2 separate regions of the Homo sapiens genome follow, and region 2 is linked to region 1. The links are chromatin contacts, found by Hi-C or POLR2A ChIA-PET in ENCODE. All regions are on one chromosome and are shown on one strand. Each heading gives the region's core, a stretch centred on a gene start or an enhancer-like site at or near the end of the contact. The rest is flanking DNA. Distances are from core to core; before and after follow the strand shown.

What was found. A loop is a pair of places that touch in the nucleus more often than their neighbours do. ChIA-PET counts read pairs that join two places held with the same protein, here RNA polymerase II (POLR2A). Pooled maps may share reads with other maps.
Region 2: a loop to region 1 is called in a map of mammary epithelial cell, with 4 times the contacts of the local background. The contact joins two enhancer-like sites. A Hi-C loop is called at or near these places in 2 of 168 maps with a recorded cell type or tissue (gastrocnemius medialis and mammary epithelial cell) and 2 of 50 pooled maps. POLR2A ChIA-PET finds 5 or more read pairs at or near these places in 1 of 52 experiments (activated CD4-positive, alpha-beta T cell).

The regions. Positions count from the first base shown.
Region 1 is chr12:45,340,669-45,345,858 of GRCh38, reverse strand. All of the region lies in intron 3 of ANO6 (anoctamin 6), which reads right to left. Among named protein-coding and RNA genes, the nearest start is that of ANO6, 130 kb to the right of the region's middle. Within about 2 kb of position 2,013, at least 2 of the 41 ENCODE cell types and tissues checked have a DNase peak (open chromatin) inside an H3K27ac peak, as active enhancers do.
Region 2 is chr12:45,407,253-45,412,442 of GRCh38, reverse strand. It overlaps ANO6 (anoctamin 6), which reads right to left. Exons shown (of 20, transcript NM_001025356.3): 16 at 2,956-3,086. The region is part of intron 5 of LOC105369743 (a long non-coding RNA gene); the gene reads left to right. Among named protein-coding and RNA genes, the nearest start is that of ANO6, 190 kb to the right of the region's middle. Within about 2 kb of position 2,355, at least 5 of the 41 ENCODE cell types and tissues checked have a DNase peak (open chromatin) inside an H3K27ac peak, as active enhancers do.

The DNA of each region.
Region 1 (5,190 bases), core at 764-3,263:
CAATTTCTGTTCTTTATAAATTAGTCTGTGGAATTCTGTTACAGCAGCACAAAATGGACCAGAATGAGCTCTGTAACCACACTTCCTGGGTTCAAAATCTGATTTATTATTCATCAACTCTATGACCCATGACAAGAAAATTAAACTCTCCATGCCTCATTTTTCTTCATCTGTAGAACTAAGAAAACCCACTTGTTTCCTTTTTAGGGTCTTGTGAAGATATGATTTAAACTACATAAAGCACATGAAGTAGAATTTTCATTTCCAATAGTGACAAAAGGTAACTTGGGGCAAGCCTTACACTGAAGACAGCTGAAAACGCTGGGTGGAATATTTAGCACAGCAGTTAACAAGACAGAGAGGAACTGCTAGGTCCAGGTCGAGATCATCTAGTGGGTCTGGCAGTCAGACACTTTACCCAGGGAACAATACTCATGATCTGCCCACTCTAAAGGGACAGAGTGGGGATGAGTTGCTGTGCTATGCACAGGGCCTAGAACATAAAAAAAATCCCATAAACTAGAAGTAGGTGAAGCTGCAGGAAAAAGACCAAAGGTCAAAAAGTAAAAGAATATACCTGGTATTTGGCTACATTTGAGTCCAAGTGGAATCCCTGATGTATTGTGTTGAAGTATCAGAAAAAGGATATTGCTTTGTTTTTATATCTTTAATAAATGGTTGTACAGTACTTAAAACATGCCAGACACTGTTCTAAGAGCTGTTCAGATATAGTACATTTAACTATTGGCTGCAATTTGAACATACAATAGAGTAGCAGAGGAAACCAGCAAGTGGTATAACTTCCCTAAACACAAGCAAATGGCCTAGAAATGCCCCACTCAGATAGGGGTAAGGAGAGTTTGAGGTATAGCTTTCCTACTCCGCTCCCCAAAAGTGACTGTTCCCTCTGGGTGTCCCCTTCCCCACCAGCTCCGCAATTCATCCTGAGAAGTTCTTCAGCACTTTCCACCCCTGACCCACCATATTCCCAACTTGAACTTGAAAGTTGACTCAGATTCATTCTACTTCTTATCTAAGCAGTACTCCTTCCCTCTAAATCCTAATCCTCTCATTTTGATTCTTACATAGGAGCCCAGTCCTTATTTCTGACTGATTACCTCTTTATTATTGGGTAAAGCATTTTGATCCCACAGACAGCATTCACCAGTATATGCCCGACATGGTTTCGATTTGTGTCTTTGCCCAAATGTCATGTCGAACTGTAATCTCCAATGTTAGGGGAGGGGCCTGATGGGGGTGATTTAATCATGGGGGCGGATTTCCCCCCTTGCTGTTCTTGTGATAGTGAGTTCTCACGAGATCTGGTTGTTTAAAAGTTTGTAGCATCTCCCCTTTGCTCTTGTCCTCCGACTCCAGATATGTAAGATGTGCCTTCTTCCTCTGCCATGATTGGAAGTTTCCTGAGGCCTCCTGTACAGCCTGCAGAACTGTGAGCCATTTAAACCTCGTCTTTATAAATTACCCAGTCTCGGGTAGTTCTTTATAGCAATGTGACAACTAATACAATGCCTAACACATATTTGTTGAAAGAATATACTCAACAAGCATTAGTTCATTTACAAACATTTCTTGAGTGCCTTTTATTTTGCAGGCATCCTGCAAAGTACTGGAGACTGAAAGAATTTAAAATAGTCTGCTACAGAGGAAATATAGAGAAACTTAGCATCCAGTGACCTAAGACTTTCTCCTGATACAGAATGACTGAAACGTTTATTCATGTGCTTTCTGGCACTGTAATGGACATCTGTCATTCTTTATGGACACCCATTTTAAACTCCTACAAGAGCCCACATCCATTATAGCAGATAAAAACACAGACACTCCTTTTCGTGGTCTCCCATGAAATTCAGCTACTGGCACTCGAGCTAGGCCCCGCCAACCAGACTACCTGGCTCCAGGCTCCAAATTGAATGCTAGTGATGCAAAGCCAGGCCAAGCAGAATACATTCTGGGGTGGCTGAGAGAGCAAATGCCAGTTCCAGAGATGGTAGAGGTTACGGCAGGAGCTGTCCATAGCTACTGCTAGTCAGTGGTGCCAGCGGTGCTGGCAGCAGCCCTGTGCTCAGGACAGCAACTGTGCTTTTTCTCCTGTGGCAGGATTTAAGGTACTGCTTCTGGCTGCCTATCTCTAACCTTATTTATCTAACCCATCAGGAGAATTTGTGAGTTCTCTAACATTTTTCTGATAAACTCCTGATCTGCTTAAATTACAGCTCATTTATGATACTGGTAAGTAAGAATCCTGACTAACAGAGTGGTTGCAAACTAGGGAAAACGTGTTAGACCAAAACCTAAAACATGGTACAGTAGAGGGATGGAGTATTCTGAAAGGACCAGACACTGTGACATTCTTTCCTTCAGGGGAGATGACTCACCCTGAGGCTGTACAAAGGGCAACCCAGATGGTCTCACTAGCAGGTCATAGCAGGATCCATGCCTGTGTCTTTGGTATCCTCTAAAATTCAGTCATGAATTTCAGTTAGCATGTGAAAGCTCAGGCCCAAGAATTTTAGCTCTTGGAGACAAATGTCTTCATTAGAAGAGTAGGAGAATCAGTCAGAAGAGGGTCTTCTCCAGTGGCTTGATGAGTGTTTTAACAATAAGTGCTGGTAGGGAAAAAAATCATGTAACTCTGTTCAATGGCCTTATTACAAATTCATGGTTCCCATCACAGTTGGGCTGTCTCCTTCCTGGCCCCTAGCTATCCACTAGGGAGCTGTTCCAAACTTTTAAGGTGCTCCTTACGCTCATTACCTAACTTCCAGCCCAGCATGCTCGCAAGTGACCTCACCTCCTTCCTTACAGAGAAAAGGGCAGCCACTCACTGGAAATTCCTGCCAGTCTCTTTCTTTCTACCTATCAGTAGTTGGGCACCACCTCTCTTCTTGGTGTCAGAAGTCTATCCTTTCATCTCTCTTCTTGAGCTTACTTGGGCAATACCTCCCATTTTTCTCTTCATTGCTCTTACTCCTCTGCCAAAAAACACCTTAAATGTTTCCCAATGTTAAGAATATTAAATCCTCCCATGGCCCTGCCTACTGTTCAATTACTGCCCTTACTTCAGTGGTGTCTTTTAATCTTGATATCATTAACACTTAAAACAAGCCTATAACAGAGTAAGCACACAATAAATGTCTGATGAATGAATAAACTGAGTGAATAGTGGATCGATGACTGCCTGTTAAGCCGGAATGAACTAAGGAGTGTAAATGGCTGCAGTGCAGCAACTGCAGCCCCCCAAATTTTCTGAGCCCCCCAAATTTTCCATGTACTTTTACTTATGGCTATTACAGGACATGGTGTAGAAAGAGAGATGCAGTTTAATTCTGAAGTACACCAACACCAGATAGAGAGCATAGGGGCATCCACAGCATGAAGTGATTCCTGGACGCTTCAGAATTTGAATTACCAGATGACAAAAGGAATGAGGCTTAGACAGCCCAGAATGAGCCAGCCCCACACGAGGGCAGTTCTGTCAAACATACCAAACACAAAATATTTCTGTCTTGGTTGTATCAGCTGTATCAGCTATGAATGCAACATGCTGAATAGTGCAAGTCAGACATGTACCTTCTTGATGGAGTTTCTAAACTGAGGCTACAACTCATCACCTTCAAGGGACTCTCTCTTCTCGGATTTTGTTCCAACAAACAGCCCCTGTAGCTCTTGCAGTTTTGGTTTTCCTGTTACTCCTGGGCATAGTGGCTAGATTCAGAGTCAAAATGGAAATCCTGACTCTGCCATTTACTAGCTCTGTGATGTTTGGGCAAATAATCAACTCTATAATCATCAGCAGTTTCATCTAAAAGATAGAGGGAAAAAACAGCTTCATTTTGGGATTGTTTTAAGGATTAAGCATGATCATGGGCATAAAGCACTCGGCATGATGCTTGGCATATGATAAGCGCTGTAGATATGTCAGCCATCACCATTACCTTCTCTCTGCCTTTTAACATGCTCGACTTCCCTTATTCCTTAAAAAAAAAGAAATTCTCTCTGTTCTGCAGGGCTTAGAGGCTCATCTCTGTTTTAAATACCAAATATCTGACAAAACAGGCAACCCCACTCACTCTGCCTCTACACCATGCACCCAATGACCCTTCGTCCCTGCAGTGGGACACCAGTACGTCATTTTACAGGAACACTATGAGAGTCACCTAGACTCCCCCTTGACTCTTCTACACCACTTGGCTATCCTGATCTTCAGGCTACCTTCTTTGATATCTGATGGATATCTATCTTTTCCTTCTCTGAAGGATGTGAACATATCTTTTTGTCTCTTCTCTTTTGCCTCATGTCTATTATAAGGTAGGTCACTGATGAGAATGTATAGCACATATGAATATCATAGACGCAGAAAACACTAGAAATACTTCCCTTCAATCTCATTTTAAGAGCTTGATAATATTCTCTCAGAGAGATGTACCATTATTTATTTAACCAATTTCAAATGGCTGGATATTTAGGTGGTTTCTACCTTTTTGCTATTATGAAAAATCTTGTGCATCCATTATTGTTTCCTCAGGATAAGGTCCTAAAAGTAAAATTGTTAAAGAGTGTATTCAATTTTAAGTTCTTTAATATGTATTGCTGTACTGCCCTCCAGAAAGGTTGTACTAATTTATTCTATTTTAGTTCTTTACAAAGAACTCCTGAGATATTTACCTGATTTCTCTCAGGATAATTGGTAGACCTTGGAGTTGGTTTATAATGCCCTCCATTTTACCACCAACTATAAATACTTAAAACAGTTGTATCAAGGATAGGACATTTTTATTTGCTTAAACACATTAATATATCACCTTGGTGTTACTTTAATAAGACAGTTCTTGTTATTTTCTTTTGGCATGGCAATTCACAAATAACTAGTGGAATACTTAAAAAATTGATCAAACCAGTTTTCTTGGTTTGTCAGGTAGCTAAAGTAAATTAGCATATGTGCTATATTTGTCAAATAGGCACATATCAGGAAAGGACTGCTTACTTAAGAAAAGATTGCTTAAGTCTCTTTAACATGAAATCATCTTTACTTCACTGTAGAATTTACACTTGGATAAGTAACAGTGTTCTTGACATTTAAAAAATTAGGGTAGAGCTGTCTTCCATGTTAAAAATGAAAGATAATTAATATTGCATATTGGCTGACATAGCCATTGCTCAATAAATATT
Region 2 (5,190 bases), core at 1,106-3,605, 66 kb before region 1:
ATATATGAAGGTCATTGTTTTAGCAGATTTTAAAAAATTAACTTGGAGACAGATGAAAGTGAGATCAAGGTACCACGGCAAGGGTGGAAGAGGCAGTGCCAGAGACAAACAGGGCCCACTCATCACTTCAGTGCACTCTGTTTATGGCACTTGCCCACCAGGAAGGCCTCATCAAGTTCTCAGGACACCTGTGTCTGCAGTACATTACTGAGTACAAAACAGTATTTATGGCTTCCAGGTTTGAATACAGACAACTACGTTTATTATGTTCTGTGTCTGTGTACTTGGAGTCAGGAACACTCTTAGAGAAGCAATTTGGGTTAACAGCTCAGAGTTACTCCAATAATCTCAAAGGATGGTGGGAAATTCACTAAATAAAAAACGTTTCACTCAAACAGGTCATACAGAACTTGGTGAGAAGTGGGTGAAGGATGTTAATGTGAAATCAACTAACAGTTTTATATGTGTGTTGGAGCTCCAAGTTCAAGTTGCTTAAATGTTTATGAGTATAAGGTTCCAGGCACTGGCGCTCTAGCAGAGGACGCAGTAGCTGCCTCCATCGGGCTCGGTGCAATGGGGAGAGAGGCAGGCACAGAGCGTATACCACCACGGCAGGCAGCAGGTGCTGCTAACACCTAGAAGAAAAGAGCAGCAAAGCTGTCTGAAAAGTTCAGGGGCCCAGCTGAGGCTCAGCAGGACTTGTCAGGTAGGAAAGAAGGAAAGAGAGTTGAGCCTGGGTGCAAGGCCAAGCAAGCCTGGAGGCTTGCTTTCCGGAAGATGTTTCCCTTAAGCAGTTAGAGCCACAATTTAAAAGGTAGATGGTGGTGTTGTTAAGGAATATGGGGAAATGGGAAGGAGGGGACTGTGTGGTGGTGAGACCAATACCAAAGGCACTCAATGTTTATTTCTAGGGAAATGAAAACAATTCAAAAGGCACTTGGAAATTATGTCTCTCACAGACTAGAAGGACAAAACACAGATTTCACTCTCCTGTTGCCCACACAGTGACAGACTGCCTACTCCCAGAAATTCAGAAATCAAGTTTTCTAAGTCATTAGATACTATTTAGATAACAGGAAAACAACCTAATAAACCTAAAAATCTGTCTATAACAGCTGTTATTCTATACTTTCTTGTAGGGCAGGATGAGGCAGAATTATTTGGTTGATAACTATTTTAAAGAGCCTATGAAACTCTAAAAGTCCTATCAACTTCTCCCCAAAGCACATGACCATATAACTTTCCCTTCTGATGTCATTTATTTGACTAATCAACTACAGAAAAATAACTTTTTAAAAATAATAAATGACATTCTGCCCCAGGATTTTTAAAAATGCTGTTAATAGTTCCAATAAGAAATATTTACAATTATGACTCATTTTTGAACAACAGGTAATTGTCTTACAGTCCTTCTGAAAATCAGCAGAATAATAACTAACTAAGGACAGCTTCTACATATGTACTGCAGCTACACCCTTAATAAAACCTGGTCACAAAACATAACAAAGCAAAAATGAAATTCAAAACAGGCTCCAGGCTGCTGCAAAGTACTGTTGACTAAAGAAGCCACAAGATGAACCTTTTACTCATTGAAGGAAGCAGATGTGTTTCCATGTATAATGTATATTTTTAAAAGCAATTATTTTATATATAGAATGTGATTTAATAAAAACCACCTTCTAACTGCAGACTTGTAAACAGGAACCACAAAGGGGTGTCTTTGCCAACATGCAAAGCCCTGTGCATAAATGCAAAGCCTGTCAACAAAAATGATGTGTTTCTTTTTCTATTCTCCTAAGCTTAAAAAAAACTGTAATTGAATGCAATGGTTAGCTGAAAGGGCACAGATAAAAACCATGTAAATTGTTAGCCATCTATTAGATATAAGCGTGTCATGCATAATACAAAAGGTGGTGTTTCCTATGGAAATCTATTTTGAGATGCTTCCGTTTAAAGGCAACTGAGAGGTCAAAATCAAGTTCTACTGAAAAGAATTAAGAGTCCAAGCAAATAATATAAAAATGGACCAAGGCATTTAGGAAAGAGAGGACCTGTGCTAAATCTTAATTCCAGACCAGCACAATGGTTCCAAATTCAGGCCAGTTATGAGCCATGAAGTCACTCAAGGAACCAGGCAGAAACCACTGGCCAGAAGAAATAGGCTGTCAAAGGCAGGCATGAGATGTGAAAGTGGGCATCCCGGGACCATTCCTGCCACGAAGCTGCATGCTCCTGCAGGCTTGCTTAACTGACTCAGTTCAGAACTGTATCGGCCAACAGCTGTGCCTGCACGGACTCCAGGCCAAGCTGAATCACATCTAATTACAGTTGCTGAGTTCATTCTCAGACAACATGATTAGAATGCTTTAAGAATTCGTGGTAAAGATGGCCGGGCCCAGTGGCTTATGCGTGTAATCCCAGCACTTTGGAAGGCTAAGGTGGGTGGATCATTTGAGCCCAGGAGTTTGAGACTAGCCTGGACAACATGGTGAAACCCTGTCAGTACTAAAAGTCCAAAAATAAGCTGGGTGTGGTGGCGCATGCCTGTAATCCCGGCTACTCAGGAGGCTGAGGCAGGAGAATTGCTTGAACCTGGGAGGTGGAGGTTGCAGTGAGCCACGATTGTACCACCACACTCCAGCCTGGGCTACAGAGTGAGACTCTGTCTCAAAAAAAACAAACAAAAAGAATTAATGGTAAAGATGTACCTCAATGAATATTCCATTTCATTGCCCAGTAATAAATTTCTAGCTTTTTACAACATAAATATTGACAAAGACATACATGACCACCTTATCTGAAAGCTGGATTGTATAATTTTATCTAGTGGAGAAAAACATACTCTTCTTCATTTCAATATGCTAAATGTTAATATGGCTCAATAACAGATGCTTTTGGTATCCACAACATACTCTAACATGTTTTATATCACTAAAAACTTCACTAACAACTTACTCATTTCAAGATATTCATAAAATAATCCCAGTTTGCCCATAGGCTGCAGATGGTAGTCCTGTTCCCATCGTGGGGTTATCTTTTCTGATCCAGAAACTCTGTGAAATCGCCCAATTAGATTCATGATCCAGCTGCCAAAAAGAACAATTTATAAATTAGAACGAATATTATCAGGCCAAGGTCATAAAAATATTTTGCTGCTATCTCAAAGCTGCACAAGTAATCTTCCCAATAAACTATTTTTTTGTTTGCATGCTAAATTTGTTTTTATTTCTGCCTCCTTATTCCAAAATATTTTGAAAAATAGGACTACACACCAGGGTTTACCAAAGCTGCAGCTGCTACTATTTTTTTCTCCTACTTTTTCCCTATGGGCAGCTTAATTTTTAAAAGGCATGTTCCTTTATTTGATTAACTTCAGTTGTTTGTTTTTTCATTTCCCCCTTATCATTCAAAATAGTCTTGCCAGTATGAAAATCAACAGAGAAAACAAGGTAGAGTATGTGAGCTGGTGGTAAGTGCTGTGGAGAAAACTAAGCAGGGCAGGGAGTGCTTGCATTTGTGTCTAGGGAGGTGGCCAGTGAAGGTCTCCTTCAGAATGATGTTGAATAAGGATGTGAAGGAGACAAAGGAGTGGGAAACCTGGGGGAAGAAGTCCCAGGCAGAGGGAACGGTGATGACAGAGACCCTGAGGCAGGAGCAGGTCTCCATGGTTCACAGACAGCACGCAGGGTAGGAATAAGAGACCACTGTCAGGATCTGGGCATTTTTTTCCTCGGAGGGAAATGAGGAGCCATTGGAGGGCACCAAGTAGGAAAGTGACATAATCTGACTTTAGATAAAATAGGTCCAATTCCTATTTTAAGCTGAATCATTTAAGGACCAGAGGAGTGAAACGCCTCCTCCAGGTCATAGTGCAGAGCTAGGAGAAAACAGCCTGGACTGCGTCCCAGCGCTCTGTCCACCCGTGGATACTGCCCCGCTGAGCTACCCACTGTCTCTTTTTTATGTCATGTTTTTTTCCCTATCTCAGAATCCTTGTGGCTAAGTGCTTCCCCCCTTTTTATGGCAATTTGTCTGGAAAAGAAATCTGAGTTGGCAGTAAAATGAGGTGTGCACCTGTGGCATAGAGAACTGTTGTCCCCTCAAGCAACTGCCAGCTTGTGGTTTACCTGTGGAGTCATCAGAAGAGGCATAACAACAACTCCAAATACAGATCTAACATCTGGATACACTGGCTGATTAAACATGTGGGTGTGGACTTCAAACTCTGACAATGAGAAGGCATCGCATGATGGTTAAGGACAGTTATTGCAAGAAAACCAGGCAGACCCTCATCCTCTCCATCACATGTGCACACGTGCACACCCAGCCAGCATAAGACAGGCAGTACAAACGGCTCACTCTGCTGGGTTTCCCACTGCTATTGATCTCAGGGCTCACTTTTCACTGACTGCTACTGAAGCTTTACTCAGGGGAAATTATCTCTACTACAGGAGACGTCTCTGACCTCACAATCTTTCCCCACTTCTTTCTTTTTGATGATGTTAGAGAGGCAGCAGGAGGCTGTGGAAAGTGGATGGGATATGAGTTCAGACACCCCTGAATCTGAATCCACACTCTATTTCTTAGCTGGTTAACTTTGGTAAAAAAATAAAACGGGGTGATAAAACCTACATTGCCCAGGGCTGCTGTCAGGATTAAATGATTCAAAATAGGTAACGGATGTAGCACGTTTCCTAACACATCAAAACCTGCTGAATGGGATTTTCTGTTGAGCAATACAGGCTGCACTGGCTGAGGCCAAGTGTAAATATGGCCTATATTACGTAGACTCTTGGCTCAGTTATCCAGGCCACCTGGATCAGTGGTTCCCACTTCAGCACATACAAGCATGACATGGAATGCTTGTGAGTAGTGCAGCTTCCTGTGCTCCCAACTAAAAGGTCTGAGATAAGCTCCAGAATCTGCAGTTTTGCAGTCATTCCGGGGGGGGGGGGGGGGGTGACTCAGGTAGCACCAAGGACCACACATGTCCATCACCCTTCATGACACCGAACTCTAAGGTCACTGGGTGTGGTTTCTATTTGTTTATACTTTGCTTTGCCTCCCAAACTTCTAGCCTCCGCCTCTTGCTGAATCCTTTCCATGCCCTCAGAGAAGCAGGTCTTTTTCTGTCTGGGCTCTAAATCACATCAAAGCTCAGATTCAGGATGAAACTTCTGTCCTGGCAAC